2 separate regions of the Homo sapiens genome follow, and region 2 is linked to region 1. Evidence: chromatin loops called from intact Hi-C (ENCODE). Cell type or tissue: heart left ventricle. All regions are shown on one strand. Each heading gives the region's core, and the rest is flanking DNA. Links, peaks and the distances in the headings are about the cores only. Region 1 has its middle 19 kb from the start of LAMTOR5-AS1. Region 2 holds the start of CYMP-AS1 (CYMP antisense RNA 1).

Region 1 (9,170 bases), core at 1,171-9,170:
GGAGAGCCCAAAGGCAGCAGGAAGGGAGTGGGGCCGAAGGAGTGAACTTCAGAGGCTTTCAGGTCCTAGAGTAGGATGAGAGAGAAAGAAGAATAGGAGACGGTTAAGGTTGGGGCCTGGAGAGCTGTACAGATATTGATGCTATTCGCCAATCCAGGACATGCAGAAGGAGCATGCATCAGCCCCGGGCCCGCAGGAAAGAGGGAGCCACTCAAACTAGGATAATGCACAGAGGGTGTTTTCACAAAGGTGTGAGCGTGGTGTCGGATAAAGGCAGGACTAATGCAGTAACCTAGAGCCAGTAGCAGTGGAGTGAAGGAGCTTCTCCCATCACCCAGCCAGAAGACCAGGAGGAGAACAGCTACCTGGACCAGAAGGAGAGGGTCTTGTAGAGAAGCTCCCTTGAGAGGATCCCCTTCTGCCAAGGGACAGCCAACCTAGGTGGTCTTGCTGGGAGCATGACAGAGGAGTTAATTCCCCGGTTTCATGTTCCTCCTTTCCTCCACTCCTCTGAGGGTTACTAGCCAAATCCACCGAAGGCAGCCACCAAGACATCCTCACAGATCAGCCTCCCAGGACACACAGCAGGGCAAAGAAGGTGGAGATGGATGGGAGGGGAGCAAGGAGCAGATTTGGAGGAGTGCAGCATGGTCCTAGGAGAGCGCCATCCCTGCTGCCCCTAGCTGTGTGGCCTTGGCCAGGTTACCTAACTTCTCTAATCCTCAGAGAGAGGTTGGGGCTGAATACTCAGGAGTCTTCAGTGGAAAGGTGGATGCCATGGGTGTGCTGCGATTTCCTGGAGAAGGTGTAGCTTAGAGGGGAACTGGGGCAGGCTGAAGAGTGAGAGTCAGGGTACGAGGCTGGGGAGGAGCCACCACACAGTCAGCAGTAGCTTCCTCCTCTGGGATCCTCTAGCATTTTCTCTTTAACTTCTCACAGAAGACTTTACAGATTTTATTGCCACTGCTTCCGTGTGCCTCCCATCAGAGTGTGAGCACCTTTGTTCCTCAGTCCCTCAAGGCCGATGCATGGTCAGCCCTTGTTAGTTGAGTGAATGAACAAACAACACTGAAGAAGCTGCCCTTGAAAAACCGGGGCATCGGTTAAGGGCTTTGAGCAGAGGATAGAAGACAGTGGAGGAGGAGGCTCAGGAGGAAGTGGGATGTCAAGCTGTGGGGCAGCTGCAAGACCTTGCATGCATTTGGTGGAAATTTCCTAGGGGCTACCAGGGGGCAGGCTGTGCTTGGGACTAGAGGCTAGAGAGGTGGGGAAGGCTCAGTCTCTGTGCTCAAGAGACAGCCCTCTGGACAGAGCACGGCAGCTCCTCCATGACACAGCTGTCCACAAGCTTCGGAGCACAGCTCCTTGTTAGTGAGTGGTGGTGTTAGGCAGGTGGGGAGGTGGGGGAAGTTGAAAGGTATCCTGGGGATGAGCAAAGTCTGATTTGGGGGTGAAGGGGAACATGCAACAATGAACCCAGTTCAATGTTTAGGGCAAACGTTTAATGCAGGAAGCAGTGAGAGGTAAGACTGGAGCCATAAGCAGGCAGAAGCTCATGGAGACCCAAGTGCCCAGATGTGGACTTTTCCTTATAGGCAGTGGAGCTCCCTGAAGGGTTCTGAAGCAGAGAAGAGCATACATAGTCAGGTGTGCTTCTTACCTGGACTACTGCTGAGGGATATTTAGGATGCAGCATCCTCTGGATGGTTGCTATAATAATAACTATTGTGACAAAGCTTCTTCCTGTGGAGCTGTTGTGTTTGCAAATCGGACCAAGGTCCCAGGCATCCAGGCCATGGAGCTAAGTTCCTAGCCCAGGTCTCTGGTCAGGGCATAAGTCATTCAGTGTGCCAAACCTCTGAAAGGTAGCCCGGCCCCTTTATTTACCATACTACACACAGCCAGTTCACCTTCTCCTCCTGAGCACCTGGAAAAGCTAACAGATGTGCCACGGTTCAACACAGCTTTTCTGTGCTGCTATTACAAACCCACAAGATTGAGTGGGGATCATGGTCTGTGAGTTGCCATGAAGAAGCAAATAATCGGCTGGGCGCAGTGGCTCACACCTGTAATCCCAGCACTTTGGGAGGCCAAGATGGGCGGATCACCTGAGGTCGGGAGTTCGAGACCAGCCTGACCAACATGCAAAAACCCCGTCTCTACCAAAAATACAAAATTAGCTGGGCATGGTGGCACATGCCTGTAATCCCAGCTACTTGGGAGGCTGAGGCAGAAGAATCACTTGAACCCAGGAGGCGGAGGTTGCGGTGAGCTGAGATCATACCATTGCACTCCAGCCTGGGCAAGAAGAGCAAAACTTCATCTCAAAAAAAAAAAAGAAAAAAAAAAAAGAAGAAGAAGAAAAAGCAAATAGTCATTTGCCAGAACCTGAAGCCACAGAGCCACTGAGCTCCATAATCCCTTGCATAGGCTGAGTCGTGCAAACACTTGGGGGAAAAAATCAGGATGGTGTGAACATAGTGTTGAGGGAGTGTTAGAGCAGAGAGCAGCCTGCCCACATGGCCCATCAGGACACAAAGCCAGGATCTCGCAACGTGAATGGAATATTACCTCCACCCTGTGTTGATTGAATGAGGCAATCAGCAGAAGCTGCTATGAGAATACTGATGGCCAAAGCTAAATATTGGGTGATAAATCTGTGCTGGCTAATTTTTCACTACAATAAGTCAGCCACATGCTTCTGGGAAGCCCCTGGGAACCCCGGCCCAGTTCAGGGACTTCATTGCTCTATTCTTCTCATTAAAGAATAGGCCAGATGCAGTGGCTCATTCCTGTAATCCCAGCACTTTGGGAGGCCAAGGTGGGTGGCTCACCTGAAGTAAGGAGTTTGAGACCAGCCTGGACAACATGGTGAAACCCCACCTCTACTAAAAATACAAAACTTAGCCGGGCATGGTGGCACATGCCTGTAATCTCAGCTACTTGGGAGGCTGAGGCACTAGAATTGCTTGAACCCGGCTCTGCCTCTTGCCTGCCTCAGGGAGAAGGGCAACCCAGCCCCTGCTTCAAGGGACCCTGACAAGAGGTGAGAAGAGTCCCAGGGCTGGACTAGGAACAGGCAGGAAAGGAGGCTACCTGTGGCAATGTCAGGAGAAACATATTCAGTCTTAAATAAGAAAATGGGGCTGGATATGGTAGCTCATGCCTGTAAACCCAGCACTTTGGGAGGCTAAGGTGGATGGAATGCTTGAGGCCAGGAGTTTGAAACCAGCCTGGCTAACATGGCGCAACTCTTTCTCTACTAAAAATACAAAATTTAGCAGGCATGGTGGCACACACCTGTAATCCCAGCTACGTGGGAGGCTGAGGCACGAGAATCACTTGAGCCCGGGAGGCAGAGATTGCAGTGAGCTGGGATAGTGTCACTGCACTCCAGCCTGGGTGACAGAGTGAAGAAAGAAAGAAAATCATAGGATCAGAATAAGAATCCTTGGCTCTCTTCAACCTAACTTCCTCCATCTGCTTCCACTTCTCCCGCCACCTCCTGCCCTCATTCTTCATTTTATTTTTTTAATATATATTTTGTAGAGATGGGATCTTGCCATGTTGCCCAGGCTGGTCTCAAACTCCTGGCCTCAAGCAATCCTCCCATCTCAGCCTCCCAAAGTGCTGGGATTATAGGCATGAGCCACCATGCCCAGCTCTGCCCTCATTCTTATGAGGAAACAGGCAAATGAACCAACCTAAGGGCCTTCTAAGTATTCTATCTAATAAGAACTTGATATACAATTCCTGCTTGTGATTATAAACTAATTCAGGAATGTCAAAGGATTTCATTCCAGGTCAGTGCTGACTGATTCGTAATGGCTGCCTGGAGAAGTATGTTGAGACTGAGTCTGAAGCTGCTTCTAGGCTCAGTGGGGAGGGTGCCAATGTTGATTGGTGATGCCTGCCATGGGTGCAGGATAGGAAAATGCTGGCACACATGCCATGTATTTTCTAAATAGGGGACTCTACAATGAAATAATTCACCTACAGTGGAAAATATCAATGAGATAACCACAGGCCCAGGATAAAGGGAGTTTCAACTCCTTGTGGGAGGTCCTAGTTATGTTTCTGCCTCTGATCACATTGCACTTTGGCAATGCAATTATAAGCCTCCTGATTCAGGTCACCCTTTTGGAGTCATAGATCTTCTTTGAGAGTTATGGATTGTTGGTGTTGAGAATTGAGTTATAACCCATCAATGCTTTCCCCATTTCTAGAAGTCCATGGAATAAACTTTTTTTTTCAACATTTTGATAAGGAGTCCTGGGGCTGAGCCCTGAAAAGGCCTGCCTCCCAAGATGCCAGTCCCTTCTAAGGAAGTCACCCCGTCCTGGCCATCCTGGACAGAGGCCATGTGACCATGCACATGGGCTAAGATGACTCCTATAGGCTCGTAGGATTTCCCTAAAAAATGAAATATTCTTCATTTTTTCCTCAATGTTTGCCCTCTTAAAGTGGCTCTTTTCAGCTCTGAGCAAAATAAGACCTAGCACCTTCAGATTTCTAGGTCATGGTTCCCTTCACATCCGTGGAAGTTCACTTTGAAAATTGTCTCCCAGAGCCCAGTAACTGATTCCCTTCAGGAAGCAGGGACTGAGGTGGCTGCAAGGGCACAGCCATTCAAAAGGGGATGTGCCTCTTCCTCTACACAGTTCCTGCTCGTTCCAGATAACTGTGGTGGTGAAGGGCCACGCTGCCTCTGGGGCATCCTGCTACAAATGGCACTCTAGTCACGTATGGGTGGTGTCTCTCTCTCTCTCTCCTGCTTGCTCCCCAGCCCAGGATGGGCTTTAAACAAGATAACAGATTCCCCCTGAATAGAACTTCTGTTGGAAAGGAGACTTCAGTGTCCCCCTAAGATGCAGGCCAGAAAGGAGGCATTCAAACAGACACAGGAGAAAACAAAATTGGGCAGAACATGCCTTGGACAGAAGAGTTAAGCATGGGATTGAAGATCATTTATTGATATCAGGAAATAGTAATATTAGATAGCTAAGTGGAAAATGCTAGAAGCAAAAAAGAATATACAATGTGATTTCACTTTGCCTGTGTGTGTGTGTGCACACAGAGAGTAAAGACTGAAAAGAAAAAGAAATAAAAATGTTAACATTTTTGTCTTGGCAAGTTGGCATTGCTAATACTGGGGGTTATTTTGTTTTGTCTTCATACATTTTTATATTTTCTAAGTTTTTTGTTTGAGCATGTGTTCCTTTTATAACAGAAAATTAATTAAATGTTATTTTAAAATAATTATAAAGGGGACTAAAAAAGAGCATGGGTGATGGAGTCATTTACAACTGAGCTCAGATCCTCATTAGCCGGTACCCTTAGACAAATTATTTAATTTCTCTGGGCCTGTTTACTCCCCCTAAATCACCTGAATAGTACATGCTTAGAACAGAGAAGACAAGCCTATTGCTTTTATGGTGGTTATGGTTTCAGAGCAGGGATGCTTAGCAGTCAGCAAAAGGTGGTTGCGGGGCGAGGAGGAGATTTTTGGTTTCCTCTGCTGAGACTGATGATCTAGAGAGGAAGCAAGGCAGCCCCAGGGAACCAAGGAAACGGCCCGGCTGGGAGGTACTCCAACAACCTGTATCCCCCTGCCATCCCCCAACCCAGGCATGCAGAGTGGAAAACAAACACCAGAGACCTTTGGGACTCCAGTGGGCAGGACTCCAGTCCCGTCTGTGGCCATGACTAATGTGAGCTCAAAAGTCTGGGACACAGTCTCCAAACACAGATGGCAGACATGTTCCTTCTGAAACCCTCTGTAAGTGCTTGCAAGTGGGCCAAGCTGCGCTGGGAGGCGTAGATGGACGGGTTTGTCTGCAAGCTGGTAAGGCCCATGGCCAAGTGAAGTAGCCGGGCAGTGGCAAAACGGACACAGGGGGACACCAGGATGGGGCTGAGCCTGGGCATGGCTCCAAAGGCCTTTAAAGACACTGCAAAGCATGGGAAAAGCAGGGGCGCCTCCACAGTGGCACAGCAGTGCCTGCCAAAGGAGCAGCCCTGGCTCCACTCTGCCATGTAAATCTCTCTCCAAAGCACTCAAGTTAATTTCAGCAACAGCTCCCCCGAGCTCCAGCTGATCACCAGGACACCTCCTGTCCTAAGGAAAATAAGAAAAGGAACAGCCAGATTTGTCAAGAAATTAATTGAAAACAGCAATGAGTGGATCATGAATTTATAATAAGATAGTAATTTACTCCTTTCTCAAAGGCAGACTCGGATGCCAGTTTCCTTTCCCTCTGACGCCTGCTGATCCAAAGCCCCTGTATTCTGGGAGGCGTCAGTCCTGCCACCAGTGGACAGCTGTTCCCTCTCTAGCAGAGCTACAAAATACAAGTCCTCGCCCACCTCCCAGCCCAGGAGTCAGGGCTGCAGGCTTCAAGTAGAATCCAGGATGCCTCTTCCAAAGAAAGCAAGAAAAAATACTATTCATTCATTATCCGTTTCATTTATATGTTTGCCTTGAGTAGCTTCTTTTTCATATGGGTGATTAGAGCAAACTAGAAGGAAACCCAGGGATTAGACAGCATCCCCAGGCCCAGCACAGCACCCAGGATTTAGGTGCAATCTCATCGTTGATGGATGAGAATAGCAAGGCGTGGGGAGACTACAGGATGGGTCAAGGTCACAGAAACAATGAGCAGGCAGGTCTGCTGCTCCCAACCCGCTCTATCTAGCACATGGCTCCTTCTTCAATTCTGTTCTACAAACCAGAGCATGTGGAAAGGGGCAAAGATGAAAAAGACACAGTCCCTACCCTCAAGAGACCAGGGCATAAAAAATTTCTGTGATGTTAAAAAATAATACTTTGAGTCCAAACCTTGGAAATAAGGCCAAGAGAGAACAGCATGTCCTTCCAACGTCATTCTGGGCATTTCTTCACAAGCCTACCCAAGGATTGCTTAATTACCTCAGGGAAAGTATCTCCCTGTGACTTGGCTATTTATTATTCATTAAGGGCTCAGACTCTGTGAAGTTATGTGTTAACTTACAGATCTTATCCAGTAAGTATAAATAATTTCTATCTAATAAAAAAGATAACACCAAAGATTATGATGTTTTAATTGCCCTGTAGGGTGTTAGCCAGCTTTGTTTTTTAATTGGTACAAAGTTTACCATCTTAACCTTTTTTTTTTTTTTGAGATGGAGTCTTGCTCTGTTGCTCAGGCTGGAGTGCAGTGGTGCGATCTCAGTACACTGCAACCTCTGCATCCTGGATTCAGAAAATTCTCCTGCCTCAGCCTCCCAAGTGGCTTGAATTACAGGTGCGCACCACCACACCTCGCTAATTTTTGTATTTTTAGTGGAGACTGGGTTTCGCCATATTGGTCAGGCTGGTCTCGAACTCCTGATCTCAGGTGATCTGCCCGCCTCGGCGTTCCAAAGTGTTAGGATTACAGGCATGAGCCACTGCACCCGGGCCATCTTAACCATATTTCAGCGGAGTTAAGAACAGTTCAGTGGTATTAAGCACATTTATGTCATGCAACCATCACCACCATCCATCTCCAGAACACTTTTCATCTTGCAAAACTGAAACTTCTCAACCATTAAACAATAACTCCCTATTTTGTCTTCCCTCAACCCCTGGCAACCATCATACCTTCTGTCTTGATGATTTTGTCTATCATAAGTACCTCATATAAGTGGAATAATACAGTATTTGTCTTTTTGTGACTGGCTTATTTCATTTTGCATAATGTCCTCAAGTTTCATTCATGTTGTAGCAAGTGAGATGGAGCAGGGACTTGTAACAGAACCAAACTGAGGTCTGCTCACCCAACACAGTAAAACCAGATACCCACACCCAGGATTTTGTGGTGATAGAAAGGAAGGTGTTTATTGCAGAGCACTAAGTAAGGAAGACCAGACAGCTAAGTGCTCAAAACCTAGCCTCCCCAGTGGCTTGCCGGCAAGGATTTTTAGAGGCAGGAATAAATTTCAGAACAGCAGAAGCTACAGGCAAAATCATAAATTGCAAAATTGATTGCCAGGAGGTTACACATTGGCTTAAGTTTAAAAGGGTGGGATGTCTTGAATAGGGGGCTTGCAGGCTGCAGATAGATTCAAAGATCTTCTGATTTGCAATTGATTATGGAAGAGAAGCTTTGTTTAAAAATGTGGGGGTCAGGGCTGGGCACAGTGGCTCACACCTGTAATCCCAACACTTTGGGAGGCTGAGGCAGGTGAATAGCTTGAGCTCAGGAGTTCGAGACCAGCCTGGGCAACATGGCGAAACTCTGTACAAAAATACAAAAATTAGCTGTGCTTGGTGGTGCATGCCTGTAGTCTCAGCTACTTAGGGGCTGAGGTAGGGGGATTGCTTGAGCCTGAAAGGTGGAGGTTGCAGTGAGCTGAGATTGTGCCACTGCATTGAACTCCAGCCAGGGTGACAGAGTGAAATCTTGCCTCAAAAAAAAAAAAAAAAGTCATTGTCAAATATAATACCATGGACCTTTTTCCCTATGTTTTCTTCTAAGAATTTTATAATTTTAGCTCTTATGCTTAAGTCTTTGATCCATTTTGAGTTAATTTTTGTATATGGTGGAAGGTAAGGTAAGGGTTCATTCTTTTGAACATGGATATCTAGTTTTCCCAACACGATTTGTTGAAAAGACTGTGTTTTCCCCATGGAATGGTCTTGGCACCCTTGTCAAAAATCATTTGACCATATATGCAATGGCAAGTTTTATTTTTAACCTAGAAATTTTAACATTTCCTTTTAAATGACCATAAGTATTCATTTCCTCAAAATGCTCTTTGAATTAGCTTAACTACATTATTGGTTCCCTCCTTCATGAGTTGCTAAGTCTTCGGCATGTGTCCATTTTATATTTGAAGGAGGTATATTGTAAATATTTGAATATTATGCTTTTACAGTAATGTACAAAGTGTTATGGGAGTCAGGGTGAAGATCATTTCTAATGGGGGAATTCAAAAAACTTTTCACGTCCAGGCGCGGTGGCTCACGCCTGTAATCCCAGCACTTTGGGAGGCAGAGGTGGGTGGATCACTTGAGGTCAGGAGTTTGAGACCAGCCTGGCCAATATGGTGAAACCCCGTCTGTACTAAAAATATAAAAATTAGCCAGGCTTGGCGGCACGTGCCTGTAGTCCCAGCTACTTGGGAGGCTGAGGCAGGAGAATCGCTTG
Region 2 (9,194 bases), core at 553-8,552, 60 kb before region 1:
CTTCCCTGACCTGAGCTTGAAATAGTCATTGCCCTCCAGGTAGCCTCCACCCACCAACCCTTCCCACCATGTAGTTCCTGCTGTGCCCACACACCACCTGGCAGTCACATCCACCCCCACAACGGCGCAGAGCTTCAGCCCCAGTGACAACAAGGGAAGTCAGGCTTTGCAGAAATGCGGTGTTTATTGGGAACCATCTGCCTGCACATCTCATCTATGTGCGTGTGTGTGTTTGGTCACATTGAGGTCCATGGCCAGTGATGCAATCAGACAGCCTTCGCCAGCCCCACACGGTTATTGGTCCTGTCAAAGACACTGTAATACTCCCAGATGAAGACATTCCCCAGGATCCACTGCTGGGAACTATAGTCACCCTGGAAACCACTGGTGCAGAAGCCCTGGTCCTGGGGAAGGCAAGGCAGAGATGACGCTGGTCCCAATCCCATTTGCTGTGCCTAAAGATAGGCGTTTATACCTCACCCACAACTCCTCCTCTTCTGTGACGTCATTTTATCCTTGAAATGACCTTCCCAGATAAACAAGTATTGGATTCATCTCTCAACAGATGAAGAAATTCAGATTCAAAAAATAAAATGACATAATCTAGGATCACCGGGTGGGGTTCTGGCATCCTGAGTCCTGTCCTCTGCACTGGACTCCACTCCCCATCTCTCGTCCTCCCCAGCCCCTGCCTCCTGCTCTCAGCACCTACTGCCCTGATGACCAGCCAGAGCAGGCCTGGGGGGTGGAGGTCAGTGGTCAGTGGGGCCAAGGGCTGAGCCCCACAAAGCCCAGGCTAGCTAAGCAAACCCTGCACAGAGCTCTAGGCCCCGGGACTTAGAAGCTTGAGCAGCGGAGGGAGGTTCCCATAGGGAGATGTGGACCTGCCTACCCCACCCTCCCTGACACCTTGGCACACCGCCCCTCCTGTTCCCCATTTTTCCCAGGATGAGGCTGAAGTGGCCACAAATGAGGCCCCAGGACAACATGGCCCACTCAGAAAGGCCGGTTGGTCCAAACGCATGCCCCTCCATTCTCTGTGGAGTCCATACCACTTCTTATCACCACCATCACTGCCTCACCAGGGGCCCAACTGGGGGGTGGGGGAGGAAGCTGGTGAAGAAGAAGGAGGAGGAGGAGCCCGGGCTTCCCCTCTGAGACTCATACCTGGCTGGTATAGGCGGAGGGTGGCAGGGGGTACTTCTTGCCGTGGATCTCGAAGACAGCCGTGGGAATGCTGCTCAGGCGCCCGCAGTCGATGTCAAACTAAAGAACCAAGGGAGGCCCTCTTAGAAGCGGCGAGTAAGTAAGCTGACTGAAGGGGTTCCGGAAGGGCCCAGAACCCCTCCTGCCACCCCATGAGCCATGGGGTGGGGAGAGGGCCCTGCCTACACCTAGGACCACAGGGAGGCTCTCAGGGTGAGGCCTGGTCCTGAGACATGGTTCTCAAAAGAGTCATAGCTGTCATCAACCCAGGGACAGACCCAAGCTTGGGACCCAAGGGGGTTGCCTCTGTGTCTCCCCATCTAGGCCCAGCCAGAGCTCACAGGGATGCTGGGAGCATTTGGCTGTCAAGGGGAGAAGAACAGACTCGGGGGTGGAGGAGGAAGAAGGGGCACAGCACAGTCCAGCGCGTCAGGGAGGGCACCACTCCCAGAGGAACAGGAGGTCAGACGGCAGCCGCTACCTGAGGCATGGAGGCTCCCACGGCAATGAAGCCAAAGCCAAAGGCCCCAGCAGAGGCCTCCGGAGAAACCCCAACCTCGGCTGGGAAACGGGCTCCCTAACCACCCCTGCATCATCTCGTTTGTGTGAAGGGGCCCCCACTTCAAGGCAACCTTGTGGGGCGGTGGGGCCTGACCTCACCTCATTGTACTGGCCCGCAGTGGCTCCAATGGCCTGCTGGATGTTGAGGATGTTGCCGCCAGGCCCCACCAGCAGGGAGGTGCCGGTGTCCAGGATGGCCTGACAGCCACCGTCACAGGCCACCACCACGCCGTCAATGATGACACTTCCAAAGGTATGCAAGATGGCCTCATCCAGCCCTCCCTCCCCAGGTCCTTCCTACCCTCCCCTGCCAGGATCTGCAGTAGGGAGGGAAGGCCCCCAGCCCTCAGCCCCTTCCCTGGGGCCCCTTCCTGGAGGCCCCAGTACTTTCTGAGCCCAGAGAAAAAACCTAAAACCATTTTCTTCCAATTCAGTGGCTAAATTGAGGACATCCCACTTTCCATGGGACAGAAACTTCAATAAAACAACAAATTCACCCACATTAAGGAGTAGAGCGAGTAGCATACTGGTTGCCTGAGATCTGGTTTCAAGTTTTTGCTCTGCCATTTACTTGCTGTGTGTCTCCAGCAAGTTACCCAACCTTTGTGTACTCAGGCTTCCCTTCTACAAAATGGGTACATTAATAACCCCTTCTTTGACTTCCTCAAGAGGTGGTCCTGAGGTTCAAACTCAATGTTAGTCCATTATAAAGTGGGGTAATAGTAGCACCCACCTCATGGTGTCTCAGTGAGGAATAAATGAGACAGTCATATAATCGTTCAGCACAGCGCCTAGCAGGCAGTAGATGCCCCAGAAAGGCAGCTGGTCTTGTTCATAAAGCACAGGTAGAATATGTGGCACTAGCACCGACAAAGGTCACCAACCTTGGAAGTGTCTAGTTCAGCTTCTCATGGGTGGTCTTACCAGCTACTGTGCTGCAGTCCTCAGAGTGTGGTGGGCTGACGCCCGGGCCCTCACATCCCCACAGCTGGATCAGCCTCTGGCTGAGGCCCACACAGTGTGGCCGCTCACCCACCTGTCCACAGTGAACTGCCAGTATTCTTGCAGTCATGGGTATCCAGTGCAGGGAGCCTGTGTAGTACGACAGATCAATGGCCCTCAGCGTGAGCATGCTCCCCTGGTCATTCCTGAAACCAAGGCGCAGCGCGCTGTTTCAGCGAGGCTCAGAAAAGCGGTGCCCAGCCCCACCCTGGGGCAGACACCACTGAGATCCAGCCCACCCTCCTCCGCCCCACCCCTACCCCACGCTTCAGATGAGGTCTCCAGCCCCCTCTGGCTCCTCCTCCGCTGGGCTTTCTCTGAAGTCAGCGGCAGCATCCTTTCTCCTGAGCGCTGCAGCCCCCACCCCAACCCCAGAGGAAGTAACCCACCCCACAGGTCCTGGGACTGCCAGGCTGTGCCCCAGCCACCCTTGAGTGTGCCCAGCTGTCTCCCTAGGCTCCTACTCCCTGTCAGCCGCCACCCAGGGCTTTCTGCCTTTAGTAGGAAAGGGGGTCTTCAACAAAATCTACACTTTGGATTGAAACTGCCACCCAAACGCAAATCCCCTCTGTTCCTCGTGGGGCCGTGTCTCACACATGGCTGGGAAACACACACTGTACCCACCCACTTCCGGAGCACTGCCTTGGGCTCCTAGAACTCATCCAGCCCATCCCAGCTCCCGGCTCTGGTACACGCTTTCTCCCCAGACGGCACCCACTCCTCCCTCAGCAAAGACTGCCCTGGCTGCCCTCGGCTGGGCCTTCCCCTGTTACTCAGCCTCTGACACACCCAAATCTCCCCTGCTGCACCCTTATCACACTGTTTGATTACAATAGTGTATGTAATGGTGTGCTGTCTGCTTCTCCTGCTAAAATGTTAACTGCCAGTTTGTCTTATCTGCTGATGTGTCCCCATCTCTGGCAGAGCCTCTGCACATAGTAAGGGCCCAGTAAGTATCTACTGGGTGAATAAATGCATGAGTGAATGCACTAATTAGCCCCCTAACTGCATTCTCCTGCCTCGGCCATCCAGCAACTTCTCCTGGGGAGGGTCTCTTTCTCTCCTCCCTGCCATCCTCCCCTCTTTCTGAGCCAAGCTGCATCATCACGGGGTGCAGGGAGGTAGAGTAGGAAGCACAGGCCTGGGAGCAGGAGCCCCAGGCTCCAGGCCTGGCTCAGCCGCCACCACTCAGGGTGTTGGTCCCTCCCCAAGCCTCAGCTTCCTCCCTAGTGAAAGGAGTAGGTTGGACTCCTTTGGAGTCAGCTCTAAAAGTCTGTGCATCTCAGTGACATTAGCAAACGGTTATTGAGGCCCTGCCACTTTGGGAAAAAGAACTTGAAAGCCCCTGTGCAGAGGTGGAATCGGGCTTTGTTTTTTGAGTGCCAGAAAGGAAAGTCAAATTTTGATCCAGTGAACTCTGGCTGTACAAATGACTGTATCATGGGCCTTTGGACAAGAGGTTGGATGTGCCTGGAAAGGAGAAGGTTTGCTTGGATGCTGGTGACTACCCTTGAGTGTCCCCAAGGAGTGGACAGTCCTTACAAGGACATCAAACTTAGGCCCCGGCTGGGCACAGCTCTTACCTACTCATGTAGACTGAGAACAGGTCTTGGGCCACCAGGTGCCTCTGCATCGTGTTGTCAAACACTGGCACTGACTACTCAGAGGCAAGAGAGGGATAGGCCAGCCCCAGGATCCCATCAAACTCGGAGTAGGTGAAGACGTCGCCAGGTTCCTGGGTGCTCAGACCCACAGTCTGGTGGGGGTCCACAATGTTGGAGACCTGCAAGAGAATCATGACCTCCACTAGGTCCTGCAGCCAGAGACAGAAACATCCCAGGCATGAGGGCAGCCAGTCCCAGGTCAGGAGCCAGTATCGCAGTTCCAGTTCCTTTCCTCTTATAGGCAACATAGTTATTTGCCCTTAAGAGACAGAAAAAAACAAAAACAAAAAACAGCAACAAAAAAAACCCACCTCTCCTTTCCCGGCAGTTAGTGCAATGATCTTGAGGAATTGTTCTAATGAGGCAGGGGAGGAGGGGAACAGAGGACAAGGTGGACACAGACCCTGGTGCTCATTGTGCAAAAGTTGGGACTGAGCTCAAAGAAGGGGGCAGAATGAGGGATGCTCCAAGGCCCTCTGCAGGCCTGCAGCCCTCCCACCAGCTATGTCTGGAACACCTCCCAGCAAAAAGCCATAGAAGCAGCAGGAAGTCCAAAAAGAACATGCACACGCTTTATGTCTCCAAGACCCAGGTGTAGGCTCCTGTTCTGCCATGTGCTAACTGTGTGACCTTGGACAAGTACCTGCCCAACCTCAATCCCCTTATCTGTTTAAGGGAATAGTAATACCTACATCTCACATCTCAAGGCAGGGCTTTGACTAAATAATACTAACACTGAACATTTATTGACATTTACTAAGTGATTATTGAATATGGATCAGCACTATGCTAAGAAAGTGCTAACTCCAAAATATTTTCTTAATCTGCCCACTTCTTCAGATGCCCAATGTATCCACCAGCCTACTCTGACCACTACTGCCTCTTGTCCCAAAGTGGTCAGGACACCTCTCCTGCTTCCACATGAGACCCCTGAGGGAAGCTTTCCCCGACCCCCTGCCCAAGGTAGTGAGTGATAGCAGCCCACTGCAGCACTGCTGAGGTTCCAGGCACTGGGCCAGCTCTCCAGTGAAGATGCACTGAAAATAGCAGGGAAGAAAGTGAATGGCTCAGGCCAGCAGAGGAAATAGGACTGGGCAGGGGAATTGGCTGTCAAAGGCCTGACTGCTGGCCAGCTCAGCAAGCAGCCCTGAGGCCTCTGCTGTCTGGCATGGAATCCCGAGGAGGCCTGAGCAGAGCACCCTGGTGGGCACCTGCCCAGTGAGGAAAATACTGTCCACAGAGAAGGACTGTGCCCTTCTGGACTCAAAGCAAGAAAGGTTTCAGCCAGACCCAAGGAAGAGACCAAGGAAAGTCAAGGTGGTCAGCACTGAGAGACACCACCAGAGTTTTCACGTCAGATGGTGCATGCAGAAAGAAAGAAAGAGGCAAACATCCACTGGGTACCTACTATGTGCCCATCACTGTATTAGGTACTTTGGAGGCCAAAAAGAGTCAAGGGAAAGGGGAACCCTTATCCTAGAGGGACAGGTGCTCTCGGACCTGAAAGAAGATGCTGCTCTGACTTATAAAGCATGAGGTCAAACCAAGAGCACTGCCCTGAGAGCCAGAGGCGAGGTCCCACACTCAGCTCCCCCAGGCACCAGCTGTGTGACTTCAGGTAAGTTATCAACTACAAGCCTCGGTTTCCTCATTTGAACAACGAGGATAATGACATCTTCCTCAAAGGGCTGTTGGAAAAACAAAATTTAAAAACAAGACTATACATAGGACACTGAAGAGCTCAGTCCTGGCACCAGCTCAGAATTCGGAACTAACTGTGTCAAGGATGCATGGAAAAGGATCAGGGAGACGGGAACCTGGACCTGAGAGTGCCCTCAGGTGGGGCTCTGGGTGCTGCCACAGGAAGAAGAGGCGGGAGGAAGGGACAGCCGACAGCTGGCTGCTGGCTAAAATCCCTCTCCTTACCTCCTGAGCCACCAGGGCAGGCAGCACCTAAAGGGCTTCTCAGCACAGTGGAGGTGTGGCCCACCGGACCGTGTGGGCAGAGAGTGGCTGGTGGGAAAGGCACAGTGAGCACTGGCCGGCGCAGCACCACTTACGGTGACAGTGTCATAGCCCAGCAAGCCCCGCATGCTGCCTGTGCCATACTGGATGGACAGGGACTTGCCCATGTTCTGTGGGTGGAGGACTTGGACGGATCGAAGCGTTGGTGGTTTTCTGAAACACAGACCCAGAGTTAGTGGGGCCCTTAGAATCTTCTCACCACTCACGGTGCCAGCCAGGGCCGAACCCCTCAGCAGGCCTTGTAAGAATATGGCCTCAATACTGGCAATTCTCTCTATAGAGAATAAGCAGCCCATTCTTTCTAAAGCCTTGGTCCCACAGTTTAAAAAAGAACATGATTCTTTGTTGCTTGCCCTACCTCTCTGACTTTCAGTGCTACCTACGTAGCTTCTACACAAAAATGAAAGGGAAAAGCCCCGCTGAAGATTCCGTGGATGTTTTGCTTTTATCAGCTGAGTAATCTTAGCCAAGTCCCTTTTCCTCTTCAAACCTTAATTTCCCCATCTGTCAAATGGGGATAAAAAGAGCACCAATCTCCCAGGATTGGTGGAGAAATAAATAATTAATGTGTGTTAAGCATGTATTCATTATTTGTAATAGACCTTCTCACTTTACTCTCCCAGCACTCACTGGCACATCATAGCCCCATTTTATAGAAAGGAAAATTCAGCATCCAAAAGGGTAAGCAGGTTGCCTTGGCTCCCAGTAGAGACAAAAAATAAAATAAAGGTCCCTAATTTTTAACTAAAACCCGTGATTTTCAAATCTTCCCAGTCTGTGGCCAGTTGGGAGGATGAGTGAGGAGATCGACCACAACTAGGAGGCTGGGAAGGTCAGAGCCAGCTGTCCTGCCACCCCACGTTTCCCCCCAGCCACCCTGACCACCCTGGCCACTAGGCCAGGGCATCCAAGCATGAGGGGCTGGGTCAGGAGAGGGCGGTCACTCACGACAGGCATCACTGTTGCAGTAGACAGAGGGCACCCAGATATCCGGGGAGCCTGTATCAAACACCAAGGTGAACTTCTGGGGAAGGGTCCCGATGTAGATCTTCCCAAAGTACTGACACTGAAGACAGACGGCACTGGGTCAGAGGTGGGAGCATCAGGGGGCAGGAGGGTGTGGATTAACGGTGGGCGGGGAGCAGGGGCACTTGTGGAGCCCCTGTGCTTTCTGCCCAGAGACCTGGGTGTCTCAAGGAGGGGGAAGATACTGAAGAGGGTTCTTGACCTCCAGCCCTCACCTGGGCTCCCACCCCCAGACACACTTGGCCTCATCCTTCCACAAGTCCTACAACCACTGCTGGAATCAGCCTCAGAAGCAGACCTGGGTCCTAAACTTAAATCCTGCCTGGGTGGGACATGGGCCACCCCTGCCAGGGCAAAAAGAATCTGGACAGAGAGGTGGGGCATCAGCTAGGTGTGGGCTCCATGTTCCGGCCCAAGTGGCCCCTGCCACGCGCGCCTCCTCGCCAGCTCTCCCCACTGTCAGAGCAGAGGCTGGGGGCGGGTGGCGAAGATGACCTAGATAAGAAAATGAGAGCACAGAAGAGAAAAAAGGCTGGTTGTTTACTGGCAAGAGTGACGGCTGAGAGAAAGACAAGCTCCAGGAAAGAACAGGTACCAGGGGCGCTCCTGCCTGGGTCCTGGGTGGGAGGAAGAGCAAGCTGGCAGCCGCGTCCTGGGCAGCTGCAGAATGGCACCCGCTGTCTCCATCCCTGCTGAGCCAGACTAAGACAGAACTTCCCCAGCCCGGAAGGCAGGTGCAGGGTTGGGATGGTAGGCGGCGTTGGGGAGGGGGGCAGTTCATGCACTCTTGGGGGATGTTGTGTGAGGAAGGCGCCTGAGCTCAGACCCTCCTGGTGGTGGCATTCAGAGCTGGCAGGCAGGAGCACTGTCTTTTCTGGGTCGACCAGCCCCTCGTGGAGCTGACTGAGGGCAGGGAGACTGCCTCTACCACAGACTCCAAGATTTCTCGAAGAGAAACAGCTGTGGTGAGGCAGGGGCCGAGGGGCGCTTTCCACTTCGTTAGTGGAAAGGCTGGCAGAGCCACTCACATCCAGGTAGTTGGTCAGAGACTCGCTGGCCACCACCCCAGAGCTGGAGTGCTTCCTGCTGACTGCATAATGGTGATTCCTCAGGAAGTCCTCCAGGAGCCTGCGCTCCTTCAGGGCCCTCCTCAGCGACTTCCCTTTGTGCAGAGGAACCCTGAGGAGATGGGGAAGAATTTGTAAGGAGGGTGTGCATCTCCCGCAGGCTGCCCAGCCTCCCAGAAGTGGGCTCCATAAACCACTCGGTACACTCTGTTCCCAGCCAGCCTTCTGATCAATGGCCCACTGACCCCAGGTCAAGGGCTTTCAAACTTTTTTTAAATCATAACTCAAAGTAAGAAATGTATTTTATATCGGTTCAAAAATCAATGCCTATCCTTGCTAACTGCAATGCACTCTCATATTTTATATTGCTTTCTCTTTTTCTAATGCTGGTGGAGACCCATTAGAGGCATTTTGCAACCCACTAATAAGTTTCGAAACCCGTGGTTTGAAAAGCACTAAGCACATTATCACTCATTCAGTCACCAAATTCTTGCTGTGCCAGATACTGTACAGGGCACAGGGGACACAACACTGGAAAGGACACCGTCTCTGCCCGCCGGGAGCCCACTGTCTGCAGTGAAAAACGGTGTCTCCCACAAGCTGACAAATGCTACGACAATGATCCTGCCCTCTGTCAATACCC

Evidence for each region. A loop is a pair of places that touch in the nucleus more often than their neighbours do. Peaks named below come from ENCODE experiments on the same cell type or tissue, not always from the same donor. Only the 100,000 strongest peaks of a DNase experiment are listed, where the experiment ranks them.
Region 2: it touches region 1 in a loop (2.0-fold over the local background); 39 of 110 quality-filtered maps call a loop at or near these places.

The regions. Positions count from the first base shown.
Region 1 is chr1:110,422,557-110,431,726 of GRCh38, reverse strand. No RefSeq gene overlaps it. Among named protein-coding and RNA genes, the nearest start is that of LAMTOR5-AS1, 19 kb to the right of the region's middle. In heart left ventricle, for the core only: no CTCF peak of the experiment used is centred there; a DNase peak (open chromatin) is centred at 5,727; H3K27ac peaks cover 1,702 bases.
Region 2 is chr1:110,482,244-110,491,437 of GRCh38, reverse strand. CYMP-AS1 (CYMP antisense RNA 1) reads left to right here and starts at 1,180. Exons shown (of 2, transcript NR_108042.2): 1 at 1,180-1,302; 2 at 1,531-3,758. It also overlaps the pseudogene CYMP. RefSeq lists an enhancer at 7,581-8,159. In heart left ventricle, for the core only: no CTCF peak of the experiment used is centred there; no DNase peak of the experiment used is centred there.